Regions from separate parts of the Homo sapiens genome. Here region 2 is linked to region 1. A link is an interaction called in ENCODE POLR2A ChIA-PET data of the cell type or tissue named here. Cell type or tissue: GM12878. All regions are shown on one strand. Each heading gives the region's core, and the rest is flanking DNA. Links, peaks and the distances in the headings are about the cores only.

Region 1 (8,342 bases), core at 39-8,038:
CTGACTGATAATGGAGTAAGTCCTATGCTGGACACATGGAAAACAGGTCGGGCATGGTAGCTTGAACCTGTAATCTCAAACCCTTTGGGAGGCCAAGGCAGGAGGATTAACTGAGGTCAGAAGTTCAAGACTAGTATGGACAACATGGTGGAGCCCCGTATCTACAAAAAAACACACAAATTGGCCAGGCGTGGTGGTGTGCACCTGCCATCCAGCTACTAGGGGGGCCGATGTGGGAGGATACCATAAGCCCAGGAGGTCAAGAATGCAGTGAGCCAAGATTGTGCCACTCAATTTCAATCTGGGTGACAGAGTGAGACTCCTCAAAAACAAACAAATAAATAAAATAATCTCTAAAAGTTAAAAACAAGAAAACAAGGTCTGGATTTCTATTTGGCCCAACTGGGAGAAAGGGGTGACATGGCAGTTCAACTAACTTTGTGTGTAACCCCATCCTGTCAATACATCCTGTCACTACCTCTGCAGGTCCCTAACTTTTGTAATATCACACACGAGAAAGAATTTTAAAGACCAAATCACCCTTAAATTCCGACAAGCGGCACTATCTTCAGCACATTTTTGTAGAGTCAAGTAACCATTTATGTCTACCCGATTTAAACCTTTGCTATTAAAGCTCCTACAGCAAATCAACTAAATAGTTTCACCTCTTTTGTCCTACAGGGAATCTAGCAACTGCCGCAAAACTGTGAAAGTGGCATGACCAGGATAAAGGAACTAACTGAAAGTGTAAGGCAGATTGAAGCCAAACCTTTTTTTTTTTTTTTTTTTTTTTTTTGGAGACACTGTCTCGCTCTTCTTGCCCAGGCTGGAGTGCAGTGCAGAGGCGCTATCTTGGCTCACTGCAACCTCTGCCTTCCGAGTTCAAGCAATTCTCCTGACTCAGCCTCCTGAGTAGCTGGGATTATAGCCTCATGCCACCACACCCAGCTAATTTTTGTATTTTTAATAGAGACAGGGTTTCATCATGTTGGCCAGGCTGGTCTCGAACTCCTGGCCTCAAGTGATCCACCGGCCTCGGCCTCCCAAGGTGCTGGGATTAGAGGCGTGAGCCACCACGCCTGGCCTGAAGCCAAACTTTTACGCTTTGAGGAAAAAACTACAAAATAAATTGGGCAGTAAACATAATCTGAATAACAAAATAAAAAATGAAAGCAAGATTAACCTATCACATCCTAAACTATCATAGTAGTAACATAGCTATTTTGAAATGACAAAAACAAAATCTAAAATATAACTTGCATGATTTGAGGGCCTAAAGTAAAATGGCAAAGTAAAAACGTATATACCAGAGAAAGACAAGACTATAAACATTTATGTAGCATAAATTTGTATAAGCCCAAAAATTCTTAATGAAACCCTCTGAGATATGTTTCAGAATTCACAATTTTCAGATTTTAGAAGAGTAAAACGTTGCATATACTATTTATTAAGTTAAACCTCCCAGTGGCTTCTGGAACAGTATTTCACAATCACAGAAACATTTTGTGCAATGAAATGTAAGCAGATTCACATCAAATGGGATAAGTCAAGACTATAAATAACTTTTGCCACCAAACTTAAGAAGAAACTTTCAGTTTTCAGAACTTTTTGTATTTGAGAATTCTGAGGATTTTGGATGATAAATTGGCTTTCTCCTCCAAAGGCAAATTGGTCTTTATAAGGGTTTGCAATTTTCCTTTTCCTCCAAAGGCAAACTAGTCCCTATAATGGTTTGCAATTTTCCTTTTTAAGTTCAGAAATACCTCCCAAACAAAAACAAATCCCACTTAATAATTAGTTTCTTTTCTTTGAGACAAGGTCTTGCTCTATCGCCCAGGGTGGAGTGCAGGGGCAGTCATGGTTCACTGCAGCCTCAACCACCTGGGTCCAAGCAATCTTCCTGCCTTGGCCTCCCAAAGTGCTGGGATTACAGGCGTGAGCCACTGCTCCCAGCCTAAGGAAATTTTAAAATCATTTTGCCAAAATACTTTATGGCTGAGTAACTTTTCCCCTTAAACATTCACAAGAGCTACGATAAAATGTTAAAAAAAAAAAAAAAAAAAGCTTAGTTATAAAATTTCTGTTGCAAGGGAGGGGAAGATTAAGAAGATATGCCAAACTGAAATGTTTCCAGCAACAACCTCTTCCCAATTGCATGGAGTATCTTAATCACAGGCCATGCCTTGTATTGTTTGCAAGTGTTTTAGCTTCTCTTCTATTAAACTGACATTTTACTAACAAAATCATTTTTCTGAAAGGCCTTGCACATTGTCTTAAACACAACAGTCATACAATAGGTCACTCTGAGTTTTTTGTTTCTGTTTTTGTGGCAGGGTCTTACTCTATTGCCCAGGCTGGAGTGCAGTGGCACAATCTCAGCTCAGTGCAACCTCTGCATCCTGGGTTCAAGTGACTCTCCTGCCTCAGCCTCCTGAGTAGCTAAGGTTACACGTGCCCAACACCATGCCCAGCTAGTTTTTGTATTTTTAGTAGAGATGGGGTTTCACCATGTTGGCCATGCTGGTCTCGAACTCCTGACCTCAAGTGATCCACCCGCCTCCACCTCCCAAAGTGCTGGGTTTACAAGAGTGAGCCATCCCACCTGGCCCAATAGGTCACTTTGAAAAATTACTACAAAGATAATTCACATTCATTATAATAAACCTAGAATATGCCAAAGGTATATTTTTCAAATATCTTACATTAATTATCTAAAGATGAACAGAATAAACAATTCCGGCACACTCCTTCAGGCAGGTGTGCCTACAAACACAAGACTGTCAAAGGTAATTTAACTGGGTTCTTAATGAATTACCTTTCTATTCTACCAGTAAAAAGAAAATAGTCCTGCTTAACTCTCAGCACCGTTGTGAGAATCAAATAAAGCAATGTAGAAGTTTTCCGAAAACTGAAAAGTATATAAAATAATCTAGAAACTGACCAGCAGAGAGATGAATAAAAATGATGCTAAATTTCAAGCTTTAGTTTAGATTAGTTAGTTCTTAACTTCAGGTGTATGTAAGAATCACCTGGGGAGCTTTTAGAAAATACATACTGATGCCTGGGCCCCCAACATAACAACCCAAACCAACTCTATGGGGAGTGAAAGCCTGCTATCTGTATTTTTTAAAATTCAAATGACTAACGCAGAGTGCAGATCATGAGCCACTAAGACAAGTGAATCTATTTACAGAAGCTGTTGAGAAGAATATAGACGGAAGGTTATTGTTTTTTGATTCTCCAGACTACAGAAATATTTAAGTTCTATCTACCTTCAACAAAACACCATGTATGGTGTGAATCTATTTTAGTTGTTGAAAAGGGGGGAAAAAACCTTTAAACATAAACCTCCTGTAAGTACTTGCACATACACCTACACAACTTAGATCAACATGTGTTGTAATATGAAATGTGCTTTATGTGGTTGATTACTATATTAGATTAACTTTTAGAAAGCTTTACAGAGTAAACATGTACTTAATTATAAACATGTATATATATCATATGTAAAATGCTACATATGATAAATTCAGGGTGGTGGGATTACGGGTAATCTTCACTTTTTTGTACTTTTCTGGATTACCTTTTTTTTTTTTTTTCTTTGAGTCAGGGTCTTGTTCTGTCACCCAGGCTGGAGTGCAGCAGCACCATTTCGGCTCACTGCAACCTCCTCCTCCCAAGTTCAAGTGATTCTCCTGCCTGAGCCTCCAGAGTAGCTGGGATTACAGAACATGCTACCACACCTGGCTAATTTTTGTATTTTTAGTAGAGAGGGGGTTTCACCATGTTGGCCAGGCTAGTCTCGAACTCCTGACCTTGTGATCCACCCACCTCGGCCTCCCAAAGTGCTGAGATTATAGGTGTGAGCCACCGCGCCTGGCCAAATGTATGTTTTAATGGCTGCGATAAAAGGGCTAATTTTGTGAAATGAAAATGACATATACAACCTCTGAGGTTGGACAGTATTCCAGCAAGGTTCAGAGGCTTTTCAACACAGCATCAATGTGGTAAAGAATAAAAGGATGATGCAATGATTCATGTGTTCTAAAAGTAAGTATATTTTACATATCAATGTGTAAGGAGAAGCCATTATGCTCTTGAGAGAGGCACCTTTAAAAAAAAGATAAAAACTATTAATCCCTGATATACCTGCTTCTTACAAAGAAATATGCAATTAAAATAGGCACCAAAAGAGATATTTCTTTTTTTTGTTTGTTTTCTGTTTTTTGAGACCAAGTTTCTAAAGATGAACAGATTATCTAAAGATGATGATCTTGTTGCCCAAGCTGGAGTGCAATGGCGCAATCTCAGCTCACTGCAACCTCTGCCTCCCAGGTTCAAGAGATTCTCCTGCCTCGGCCTCCCAAGTAGCGAGGATTACAGATGCGAAACACCATGCCCAGCTAATTTTTTGTATTTTTAGTAAAAACGGGGTTTCACCATGTTAGCCAGTCTGGTCTCAAACTCCTGACATCAGGTGATCCGCCCACCTCAGCTTCCCAAAGTACTGGGATTACAGGCGTGAGCCATGCGCCTGGCCCAAAAGAGGTATTTCTAAAAGCAGTTAAGAAAGCCCCAAAAAGGCCCTCAGTATTCATTCAACAAATATTTTTTGAGCACTTATTACGTGCCATGCTCTACACCAGGCATTACAGAGACAGAGGTAAATGAAAAACTATGTCCTGGCCTTCAGAGCTTTCAGCCTTTCAGGTACCTAAGAAATATCTATAACAATTATACGCCCAAAGTCCTCCTCAATGCCACAGTTCTGATTAAAGTGTTACTTAACATCTGAACATACTACAGCTGGAGGAAAAAAGCTAATTACAGTACACTATGATACTGTGTTATATGAAATGTGCTTTATATGGCTGATTACTACATTTAATTGATACCAGTTTTAGAAAGCTTTACAGAGTAAACATGTACTTAATTATAAATATGTAGTCTGTGGTATTTTCCACAAAAAATTATACATTAGATGTTTGGCCAAACCTATAACCTCAAAATATATTTGTTTCTATAGAAGAAAAATCAGATTGTACACATCATTTTTAGTCTTTTTAAAGCTGCCAGGTATTGCAAATTAGTTTTAATGTCGGTAAGTATTGCATTACATATAGTTCTAAATACTGTACTGATTAACCACATCACTTTTGCTGAAGTTAATTGGTGACTTTAAAGGTTGAAATTTTAAAAGAAAAGGATATGCCAGCATCAGGTAAACCAAAAGTCTTTAAATCTATAATCTCTAAAACAACCTAATGAGAAGTTAGCTCTACCTGTTTAACTACTTTTTAAACACACACCCAATTAATATAACCGTAAACTTCAATGGGTGAAGCTTTCTCCTAAGTTACTTATTTAAAAGTTCATAACAAAGAGAGTGTGAAGACTCAGGAAAGCCATTCTAAGATACAAACATCTACTCTATTAACTACATGTAAAGGAATTTTATAAATATGTTGATATAAATGTCAGAGCCCACTATAACATTATCAACATTGTTTGTGCTTGTAATAGCTGCATTTAAAAAATATTCTAGGAGAAACTTAAAAATGTAGGTTCCTTTCCCTCTAACCTCTCTAAATAGAATCATTTTAACATACATTTTTAAAAGAAAGTTACCCTATAGTTATTTTATAAAAGAATAAGCTCAATGTTTCACCAAAGTATTTTTTCCATACCTATGAAGCTTCTCGTCATTTAACTTTTATTCACTACCTTAATATTGTCATAAGAATCATTTCTTTTCCTGACCAGCTATTATATATTATGTCTCGCTGATGTCTACATAATTACCTCTACGTAATCCCCTTCTTGGCACTTTTCGTTTTCTAATAATTTGTGCTGAAGAAAAACGATACTGATTTCCTATGAGCTTACCTGTTGCTTCCTTAAACATCATTTTAGTTAAACAGAAAGCATTTTCTTCTCATTTTTGTCTATATAATTATTAAATTTCAGAACTAAAAGAGCCTTACAGGGGACCTAGTAAAATTTCCAGTTTTACAAAAGAGAAAACAGGCGCACTGAAGGAAAAGTGGCATAACCAAGATGAAATTATTTTCAATGTAGATACCAGTAAGTAAAACAAGATCTGGCAAAAAGAATTGAATGTAGTAATTCAGCAACTTGATTGAAAAACTGATTATCAGCCAGGTGCGGTGGCTCACTTTGGGAGGCCGAGGCGGGAGGATTACCTGAGGTTGGGAGTTCAAGACAAGCCTGACCAACTGGAGAAACCCGTCTCTACTAAAAATACAAAATTAGTTTGGAGTGGTGGCGCATGCCTGTAATCTCAGCTACTCGGGAGGCTGAGGCAGGAGAATCGCTTGAAACCGGGAGGCGGAGGTTGCAGTGAGCCGAGATCACACCATTGCACTCTAGCCTGGGTGACAAGAGCGAAACTCCATCTCAAAAAAAAGAAAAGAAAAGAAAAACGGACATCACATTAAAACAATATTTAATATATCCTTGGTTTTCAAATCTGTTCATTATTGATATTTTAATAAGTTTCCCTATACAAATTTGGTTTCTAAAAGTTATTATTTAAACATCTTAATTCTTTTTTAAAATAGAGATAGGGTCTCACTATGTTGCTCAGGCTGGTCTTGAACTACTGGACTCAAGCGATCCTCCCACCTTGGCCTTTTGGGATTATAGGCATGAGCCACTGCACCCGGCCTAAAATAATCTTATCACTTTGTAAAATGGCAGAGAAAACATCTCTGCCATTTTAGAACTCTGCCATTTTAGAAGGCTAGAACTGAGTTGGTATGACGCATTTAAGCAAAACTGGCTCTAAAGATGATCAGTAGCGCTTGGAATTTGAGACAAGAGCATTCTTTAATAAGTAAACTGGGTTCAAAATCTCTCATATTAAAAATAATAAAAATAAAATAATTGAATCAATAAGCATCTTTATTGTAAATTAATTCAAACTGTTTGGAGTTGGAGATTTACATTATATTCTTTGTAATTCACAAGATTTTCATAACAATGATAGCCGGATTTCAAGAAGACTAGAGCTTTTTGTCATGCATCTCTTAGAATGAGGCCTGCTACAAACAAATGATTGAATGTTACAACTTCTTTTTTTTTTGAGATGGGGTCTCATGCTGGACTGCAGTGGAGTGACCTTAGCTCACTGCAACCTCCACCTCCTGGGTTCAAGCGATTCTCCTGTCTCAGCCTCCCCAGCCTCCCGAGTAGCTGGGACTACAGGCACGCGCGCCACCATGCCCAGCTATTTTTTTTTTTTTTTTTTTTGTATTTTTAGTAGAGATGGGGTTTGGCCATGTTGGCCAGGCTGCTCTCGAATTCCCGACCGCAGGTGATCCACCCGCCTCAGCCTCTCAAACTGCTGGGATTACAGGCGTGAGCCACTGCACCCGGCCCCCAAATGTTACAACTTCTAACTGAATACCTTAAGACCTCTTAACATCAGAGTTATGGAATAAAGTTCAAGTATAACCCATACAAAGAAAAAAATTAGCAAACATACTGATAAAAATAAATAATGTTTACTTATTTAAAATGTTGTGGTGGCACATGCCTGTAGTCCCAGCTACCAGGGAGGCTAAGGTGGGAGGGATCACTTAAGCCCAGGAGTTTGAGGCTGCAAAGAGCTAGGCACCACTGCACTCTAGCCTGGGCAACAGAGCAATACCCTATTAAAAAATATATATATATATCATATATGATATATATACACCTATATATAATCTATATATCATATATATAGATATATATACCTGTCATAAAATGTATTGAAAAAACCCTTAAAATTTTATATTGCTGAAATTATTTCTAATAATAAGAGATAAATGATGTTCCTAGTCAAAACTGAAAAAGGGATATACAGAGAAATTAAAAGTAGGTGAGAAAGGAATAAATCATGTTTATTTTCAATGCTAAAATAATAGTCAACTCAAACAACCTGGGACTATGATTAATACACAGTACCTGTCAAACTAGCACAGCATGCTAGGTAAAAGATATGAATCAAAACTACTGCAAGACACATGGTTAATTCCTGATATACTTATTTCTGAATTTCTATCGTTTTCCATTTTGAAATAGCCTCTGGTTTGTTGGCAGTCTTCTCATGACAAGCTTCTTTAAATACAGAAAATGTATCTCTCAAAGTGATACACTGAGTCAGAGTTATCTTAAAAGCTACCTTTAAGATAACTTTTTTACTTCTCTAAACTACATCCCCACCTCTCCCAGGGAATGCTTATTAGCCCTTTTCAATTTCCTTTGGCACAAACAGGGGACTCTCCTAACCTAGGAAGACTTAAAATAGTGAGTTGTCCTCATCTCTGATACCCAGGTGT
Region 2 (8,342 bases), core at 304-8,303, 76 kb after region 1:
ATTAGCAAACTAGTCACTTCTTTCATGGAACACATTTTTACTTGAAAGAAGCAAACTGTAGTTGTGTGAACTTGGATATTTGTACATATTTTCTCAAAAATAAATGAAGTGAGCCGTTCACTTCAAGAAAAACAAATGACAGAATTTATTGCCAAAATAAAATTCAAACTTTCAAGCAAAAATTAGAATTGTGGAAAACGCCTATCAGTCACTGTAATTTTGGCAGTTTCTCAGGACTTTGCAATGAGATTGGTTGTGTTATTAACAAAATTTATTTTTTTACTGTTACATAATGAAATGTGTCATGTTTGAAAGAGGTGCGTAACTTGGTGAAACAATATTTTTCAGATGACCATGATGTTACAAAGTCATGTCTGGGTGAAAGATCTATGTAAAGTGCAGTATCGAGCAGTTGTTTTTTCACTGATAGTATGAGGTTTCATTGATATGGTTTCAAATTCCACATTGCAATTAAGTTCAAACTGCCTTTGTAAAGTTTTGGGGTAGTATCAAAGAGGAATAACACCCACACTTACCTGAAAAGGTTATTAAATATACTACTCCCTTTTTCAACTACATATTTGTGTGAAACTGGATTTTCTTATAATTTAACCAGAACAGCATATCATGATAAATGGAATACAGATGCAGATGTGACAATCCAGTTTTCTTCTGTTAAGCTAGTCATTAGAGAGATTTGCAAAAAATGTATAGCATTACCGCTCTTATTAAAGTTTTGAAAATATTTTAATAAAAGTTACTTATATTAGATATAATGGGTTTGCAGTGGGGTTTGTTTGTTTTTGAGACGGAGTCACACTGTCACCCAGGCTGGAGTGCAGTGGTGCAATCTCAGTTCACTGCAATCTCCGCCCCCCAGGTTCAAGCAATTCTGCTGCCTCAGCCTCCCGAGTAGCTGGGATTACAGGCATGCACCATCACACCCGGCTAATTTTTGTATTTTTAGTAGAGACAGGGTTTCACTATGTTTCCCAGGCTGGTCTCGAACTCCTGACCTCAGGTGATCCGCCCACCTCAGCCTCCTCAAGTGCTGGGATTACAGGTGTCAGCCACTGTGCCCGGCCTATTACTGCAGTTTTAAAATAATACATTTTAAAGCATTTATGAGTTTTACTTTCTAATAGGGTAAGGGTATTAGTTCGTTCTCACACTGCTATAAATAACTGAGACTGGGTAATTTATAAAGAAAAGGGGTTTAATTGGCTCAAGGTTCCATAGGTTTTATAGGAAGCGTGGCAGCATCTGCTTCTGGGGAGGCCTCTGAGCTTTTACTCATGGTAGAGGGCAAAGCAAGAGTAGGTGTCTTACATGGCAGGAGCAGGAGAGAAGGGGGAAGTGCCACACAATTTTAAAAAACCACATCTCATGAGAACTCCATAATGAGAACAGCACCAAAGGGATGGTGCTGAACCATTAGAAATTGCCCAGATAATCCAGTCACCTCCAGGCAGGCCCCACCTCCAACAATGGGAATTACACTTTGACCTGAGATTTGGTTGAGGACACAGATCCAGACCATATCAATAAGTATCAGTAGATATAACCCATATAATAAAAGCTTTTTCAGATCTTCCAGTGATTTTTTTTTTCCCTTTTTTTTTTTTTTTTTTGAGACAGGGTCTCTCTCTGTTACCCAGGCTAGAGTGCAGTGGTGAGATCTTAGTTCACTACATTCTCTGCCTCCTGGGCTCAGGCAGTCCTCCCACTTCAGCCTCCCAAGTAGCTGGGACTACAGGCATGTACCACCACACTTGGCTCATTTTTCTATTTTTAGTAGAGACGGGTTTCACCATGTTGTCCAGGCTGATCTCAAACTGCTAGGCACCCGGCCCATTTTTAAGATTATGAAGGACCTCAGGACCGGGCCTGGTGGCTCACATCTGTAATTGCAGCACTTTGGGAGGCCGAGGCAGGCGGATCACCTGAGGTCAGGAATTTGAGACCAGCCTGGCCAACTTGGGGAAACCCTGTCTCTACGAAAAATACAAAACAGCCAGGTATGGTGGCGGGCGCCTATAATCCTAGCTATTCGGGAGGCTGAGGCACGAGAATTGCTTGAACTGGGAGGCAGATGTTTCAGTGAGCCAAGATGGCACCACTCCGCTCCATCCTGGGTGACAGAGCTGAACTCCGTCTCAAAAAAAAAAAAAAAAGATAACTGCTGCTGCAGAGAATTAACCAATTTTTGATGGTAGATGAGCCCACTATTCTCCTTTCATCCCATCTTTCAGTTATGTCAGAATTTTTGATTATTTTAAAGAACAATTCAGCAAATGCCTATTGAATGCCAAATATGTGTTCTAAGCTTTTGGGCACATAGTAGTGATCAAAACGAAATCTGCTCTGGTGGGGAAACAAAGTTGTAGATGGTCATTGTGGAAATAAGTGAGCTGGAAAAGGAAGATAGAGGGTGGGGTTAACTTTTTATTTTTTTGCCTTTCCACAAAAATTTTAATGTTGGTATTAACTACTAATGTGAGGTGGTCAGGGAAGGTATCATGGATAAGGAAACATTTGAACACAGATGTAAAGGAAGTGAATGAGTGAGCCTCGTGGTTATCTGGGGGAAGAGCATTCAAGGCAGCGTGACTAGCCATAGCATGGTTGACCTGCTTGAGAAATAGCCTAGAAACTACTGGGGCTTTAGTGGAGTAGGTGAGGAGGAGAATGGTGGTCTCTGAGAACAGAGGTATGAAGGGTTCATGTTCTTCAGTTATATGAAATATTTACATTGCCTTTGATAACTTCTTAGCCATTTTTTACCTCTCTTCTCTTTTCTGGATTTCCTGTCAATCAGGTAACAGGATTCTATTGCCATCTCTACTTTGCCTGCTATTAGTTCCTATTTTTGTTGTTGATTAAAAAAAAATTCTTTTTACTATCAGTTTAGTGGGGATTGGAGGGAGATTTGAAATAAAGGTCTTGTATAACTTACCATGTTTTTAAAAAATGTGAACTTTTGCTTTTGATAATCATGACAGTTTTACCAGGAAAAAGTTATATTAGTGACATGGAAATGGGCTCTCCACATTTGGCGAATAGGTTCACTTTAGGAAGACTAAGTCTATTTTGACAGCTAGGTTCTTTAATAGAAAATACTTAATACTTTTATTAAGTGAAGAAAATCATGTGATATAAGATTTGTTACAGAACACCTACAAAACATACATTATCATGGGATTTTATTTTATTTTTTATGAAATCATGTTTAAAGAACTAAGTACAGTAGTCCTCCCTTATCCATGAGGGATACAGTCCAAGACCCCCAGTAGATGCTTAACAGCCACAACATGCATACCTATTATAAAGTTTAATTTATACATTGGGCAGAGTAAGACATTAATAGCAATAACTAATAAAAAAATTTATAACTATATTTAATAAAAATTGTGTGAATGTCATCTCTCAAAATATTGTACTCACCTTTCTTGTGATGACGGAAAATGATGATAAAATGGCGAAATGAGGTTAATGACATGGGCACTGTGTAGGCATTCATAAGCGGTTAAAGCTTGTGAGCTGTTTATTTCTAGAGTTTTTTCTTTAATATTTTTGGACCATGGTTGACCATAGGTAACTGAAACCGTAGACAGTAAATTGTGGTTAAGGGGAGACTACTGTATAGTGTTGGTTAAAACTCACCATTCTATTTTCTTGACTATCTTCCCGCCATTTCTCTGATGTATCCTTATCCTTATTCTCCACTTGAAATTTTACTTTTAAAGATCAACTCTTAAACTTCTTTCAGGTTTTTCCTTTAGAATTAATAGCTGTCCCTTCCGTTTTCCCATGGTATTTGGTACTTTGTTATTTGTAGCAGTTACCATGCTTTATTAGAACATTCTTATGTGAGGGACAAGTTCCTGAAAATCTGCATGGTAAATACGGGAAGTACGGTTGAGTAACATATGTAATAATCTTATGTAAAAGTAGTCATGGGAACTGAAGTTCTGAGTGAAAGCCCTCATAACTGTGCATTTAATTAAAAAAAAAAAAAGAGAGAGAGTGACCAAACTCAACAACTTAGATAGTCATTTAGATCCAGGCTTTGCTATCAGGTCTTAGGCAAGTCACTTCTGTAATCTTCAGTTCCCTATAGTTCTTAGTAAAGATAAAATGAAATAAAAATGTGGCACACAGTTCCCTACAGGCTCTACCTGATCTGGCCCTGACTACTTCTGATGTCATTGTGTGCCATTTCCCTTTCCTTCCACTTCCCTTCTTTTAGTTCTTTGCACCTGTTAGGCATATTCCTGTCACATAGTCTTTCCTATTTTTTCTCTCCCAGGAATACTCTTCCTCTAGAATTGTGTGGCTTGACTGACTAGTGGCTAGTTTCTTGTCATGATTCATGTCTTTAGCTTCTTAGAGAGGATCCTGTTGATGGTCAACCTTTACATTTGTTTTGTTTTCTTTCTTCCTTTTTTGTGATAAGATCTCATTATGTTGCCAGCGCGGGATTGCAGTTGGCTATTCACAGGTGCTATTAAAGCTTACTGCAGCCTTGAACTCCTGGCCTCAAGTGATCCTACTGCCTGTTTAATTTTCTTTTTTCTTTTTTCGAGACAAGGTCTCACTCAGTTTCGCAGGCTGGAGTGCAGTGGCTCAATGTCAGCTCACTGCAACCTCTGCCTCCTGGGCTCAAGCGATCCTCCCACCTCAGCCTCCTGAGTAGCTGGGACAGGCATGTACCACCACACCCAGCTAAGTTTTTGTAGAGACATGCTTTTGCCCTGTGGCCCAGGCTGGTCTGGAACTCCTGAGCTCAAGCCATCTGCCCACCTTGACCTCCCAAAGTTATGGGATTACAGGTGTGAGCCGCCACACCCGGCCTTTTTCTTTTTTGAGACAGAGTCTGGCTCTGTTGCTCAGACTGGAGTGCAGTGGCATGATCCCTGCTTACTGCAACCTCCACCTCCTAGGCTCAAACCATCCTCCCACCTCAGCCTCTCCAGTAGCTGGGACTACAGGTGCGTGCTACCACACCCAGCTAATTTTTTTAAAATTTTTTGTAGAGACAGGGTTTTGCCGTGTTGCCCAGGCTGGTCTTGAACTCCTGAGCTCAAGCGATCTGCCTGCCTCAGCCTCCCAAACTGCTGGAATTACAGGTGTGAGCCACTGCACGTGGCGTATTTTCTTAATAGCACGTGTTTCGCTCTAAAATTATCTTGGTTTTTTGGTCTCATTTGCATGTAATTTCCATGAGAGCAAAGACTTTCTATGTCCTGTTCGTGGCTGATGCCAGTGCCTAAAACAAGTGCCTAGCTCATTATAGGCTTTCAATAAATATTTATTGAATGAGAACCATAAATGAATAAGTGATAGCTAATGTATTGTCAGTGATACTGTATCTTCTAAAATATTAATAAGCTACTGTAAAATTAATTTCTCTTTCCTGATTGACTTTTCTTGGTTTTGTTCTCATTCCAGATGCTTGGGATGGAAGAAGTTTGAGTGACCTATCCTGTGTTTATCCTCCTTGCCGTAGCTGAGTTGATCTTTTTGAAACCCTCTTCCCAGACTCTTGGATTTATTTATTTTATTCCAGTGTGAATGCATGTTTTTTCCCTCATAGATGGCAGTTCTGGATTAGCAGTTTTAAGGTCTCAACTTTGTTTTTAGTTATCTTCCTTTAACAAGCTTCAATTTAAAATACTCCTTCTTTTCTCTCCCAATTATCTTTACTGATCCTTAGTTGTCTCTTTTTATTATCTCCAACAGAAGGAACTTGCTGTTTAGGTTTACTGAAACTAAAATTCTGAAGATTGCAAAAAAGTATATAGGTAAATGTGTGTAGATGAGACTTAACGTGTACAAGAATTCACATTAGGATTAAGGTTACTATTTTTATCTAGAATATGAAATTTGTTAGGAAAGGGTAGCACCTTACTATCTTTTTATCACCTTGATCAGTGACGTACAGTAAAAATTCAAACCATAAAAGGTTTGTTAAATAAAGTAGCTGACATCAGTATGCAGGATAATGAATTCTTGGTTTCCCCAAACCAGTATTCTAGAGTTGTTTAATATCTTGGTGTTTTTTGTTTCTTGTAACAAGAATTTTCACTTCACTGTCTGAATATACTGATCCAAGGAAAGCAAAAATGGCATTTAGTCAAAGATAACCTTGGAAATCCCTAAAGTTGCCCAAATATACATTATAAATATGCAGTCTCTGGAAGTCTAGCACTTCCCGTTTTCCCTCCACTATTGGAATAAATCATGTTTTCATTGTTAAATATCAGAGAAAGAGTAGGTTTGTGTATATGGCCTATAATATGGGAAAAATAAATGGCTCTAAATATTAGAATCTGACAGCATAGTAAGATGCTCACATTCTGAGAGACACTTGGGAAGTGAGACCCAGTGGAGAGCAGCAAAATTTAATCTCCTATTTTGTGTTGATTCTAGGCATATAATCAGTGAGCAGAAGGGCAAGCATAATCTCCTACATGGTTTAAATTATTTTTTTCTTGTCAAGTTCACTTTATGGGCTTGATGTCTATCTAGAGGTGTTCTCCCAAATTCCAACTTTCAGTATGCCTATACTGTCAGCCATTAAAGTGTCAGTAAGTCTTCCTGGTTTTCCTCTTACAACTCAAGTTCTCTTTCTTTAGTACATACTGTTTGTTTATTTGTCGAGACAGTCTCACCTATGTTGCCTAGGCTGATCTCAAACTCCTGGGCACAAGCAGTCCTCCCTGCATGAAGTGCTGGGATTACAGGCACGAGCCACTGCACCCAGCCTCTAGAACATAGGCTTTCATTACTATTCTCCAGATTACATATTTTGACTGACCTAAATCATATATGTAGAGTAAAAACAAATTTTATCTAAATAAACTTATTGGACTTCATTCAAAGAGAAATTGTTTCCTTGGGCAGTTTTGCTCCCAACATTAGATCCCGCATTCTCAGGACAGCTGTCATCTTTTTAATTTAGTTTTCTGATTTTATTTTTATTTATTTTGTTACTCCAACCTTTGCTTTGGCCTTTAACAACTCAGTGTTTTGGTCTAATCTTCAAGAGGAATTTGAGGTTCACTTGAATAAGTTAGACTAGTTTGAGGTGGGTGTAGCTAGAGGATTGAAGTCGTACCAAAAAAAAAATGTATGTATATGTATATGTGGTGATCGTGGGTAGGGGGAAGAATTCAGAGGGAAGAAGCTTGTGGACGTCTTTGCCTGGACGATTTCTAAAAACTAGCTGACTCGTCATCTTTAAAACAACAACAATAAAAGCTATCATATGCATATGTTACTTTGTTTAATATTTACAACAACCCTTTGTGGTAAATATTTTCATTTTTCAGATGAGGAAATTCAGGCACAGAATGATTAATAATTTGCTAATGAGTCACAGCAGTGATGGGGATGTGGAGATTTAAATCAATGCATTTTGAGTTGCCTGAGCAAAGAATTCCAAAATTTAGGAAGTCACTATTTCTGTATTTCCTTCTAAGGAAAACCATCTAAAGTATATTTTTATCTCCAGTAGGCGTGGTCATTGTCAAGAGAAGGAAAGGTTGGTGATTTTATTAGGGTGATGGGATTGGGACTTAATTTCTCTTTGCTTTTTCTGTGTATTCCAGATTTTATATAGTGAACTTATTTTAAAAACCAACCAAGTTGATGTTTGATGTATAATTTATATACAATATGAGGCACACGTTTTATGTATAGTTGGATGAATTTTGGCAAATGTGTCTGTCCATGCAGTTAGCACCCCAATCAGGACATAAAACATTCCATCACTCTAGAAAGTTCCTTTGTGCTCTTTTGCCATCAGCCACCCACATCTCCTGCCTCAGGCAACTACTCATCTGATTTTTGACATCATAGATGAGTTTTCTTTGTTTTAGAATTTCATGTAAGTAGTAGTATTATTACTCTTGTGTTTGATACTCTGCTCATCAAATGTTTTCCCTTTAGCATTTTATTATGCAAAATTGCAAACAGAAAAGATGAAAGAATTGTACAGTGAACGCCCATCTCCCTGCCACCTAGATTCTATGATTAACAATTTGCTATTTTTTTGCTTTACATTTCTAGCCATCTATTTGTTCCTCCAACCGTCCATCAACCAAACCTGTTGCTTTTTATGCATTTTAAAGTTACAAAAATAAAAAAAATAAAGTTACAGACGCCAGTGCATTTTACCCGTAAAAAACTACAGTTTCATGTCACTAACTAGAGTCAAATATTTGTTTACAGTTATTTATTTTTTTTCTTTGAGATGGAGTCTTGCTCTGTCGCCCAGGCTGGAGTGCAATGGCATGATCTTGGCTCACTGCAACCTCCGCCTCCCGGGTTCAAGCAGT

What was found. Peaks named below come from ENCODE experiments on the same cell type or tissue, not always from the same donor. Only the 100,000 strongest peaks of a DNase experiment are listed, where the experiment ranks them.
Region 2: POLR2A ChIA-PET joins it to region 1 with 7 read pairs; 5 of 35 experiments call an interaction of 5 or more read pairs at or near these places.

Annotation. Positions count from the first base shown.
Region 1 is chr15:58,923,030-58,931,371 of GRCh38, forward strand. The region is part of intron 2 of SLTM (SAFB like transcription modulator); the gene reads right to left. Among named protein-coding and RNA genes, the nearest start is that of SLTM, 6.5 kb to the right of the region's middle. RefSeq lists an enhancer at 4,353-4,852. In GM12878, for the core only: no CTCF peak of the experiment used is centred there; no DNase peak of the experiment used is centred there; H3K4me3 peaks cover 704 bases; H3K27ac peaks cover 692 bases.
Region 2 is chr15:58,998,551-59,006,892 of GRCh38, forward strand. All of the region lies in intron 1 of RNF111 (ring finger protein 111), which reads left to right. Among named protein-coding and RNA genes, the nearest start is that of RNF111, 15 kb to the left of the region's middle. In GM12878, for the core only: no CTCF peak of the experiment used is centred there; no DNase peak of the experiment used is centred there; H3K27ac peaks cover 1,037 bases.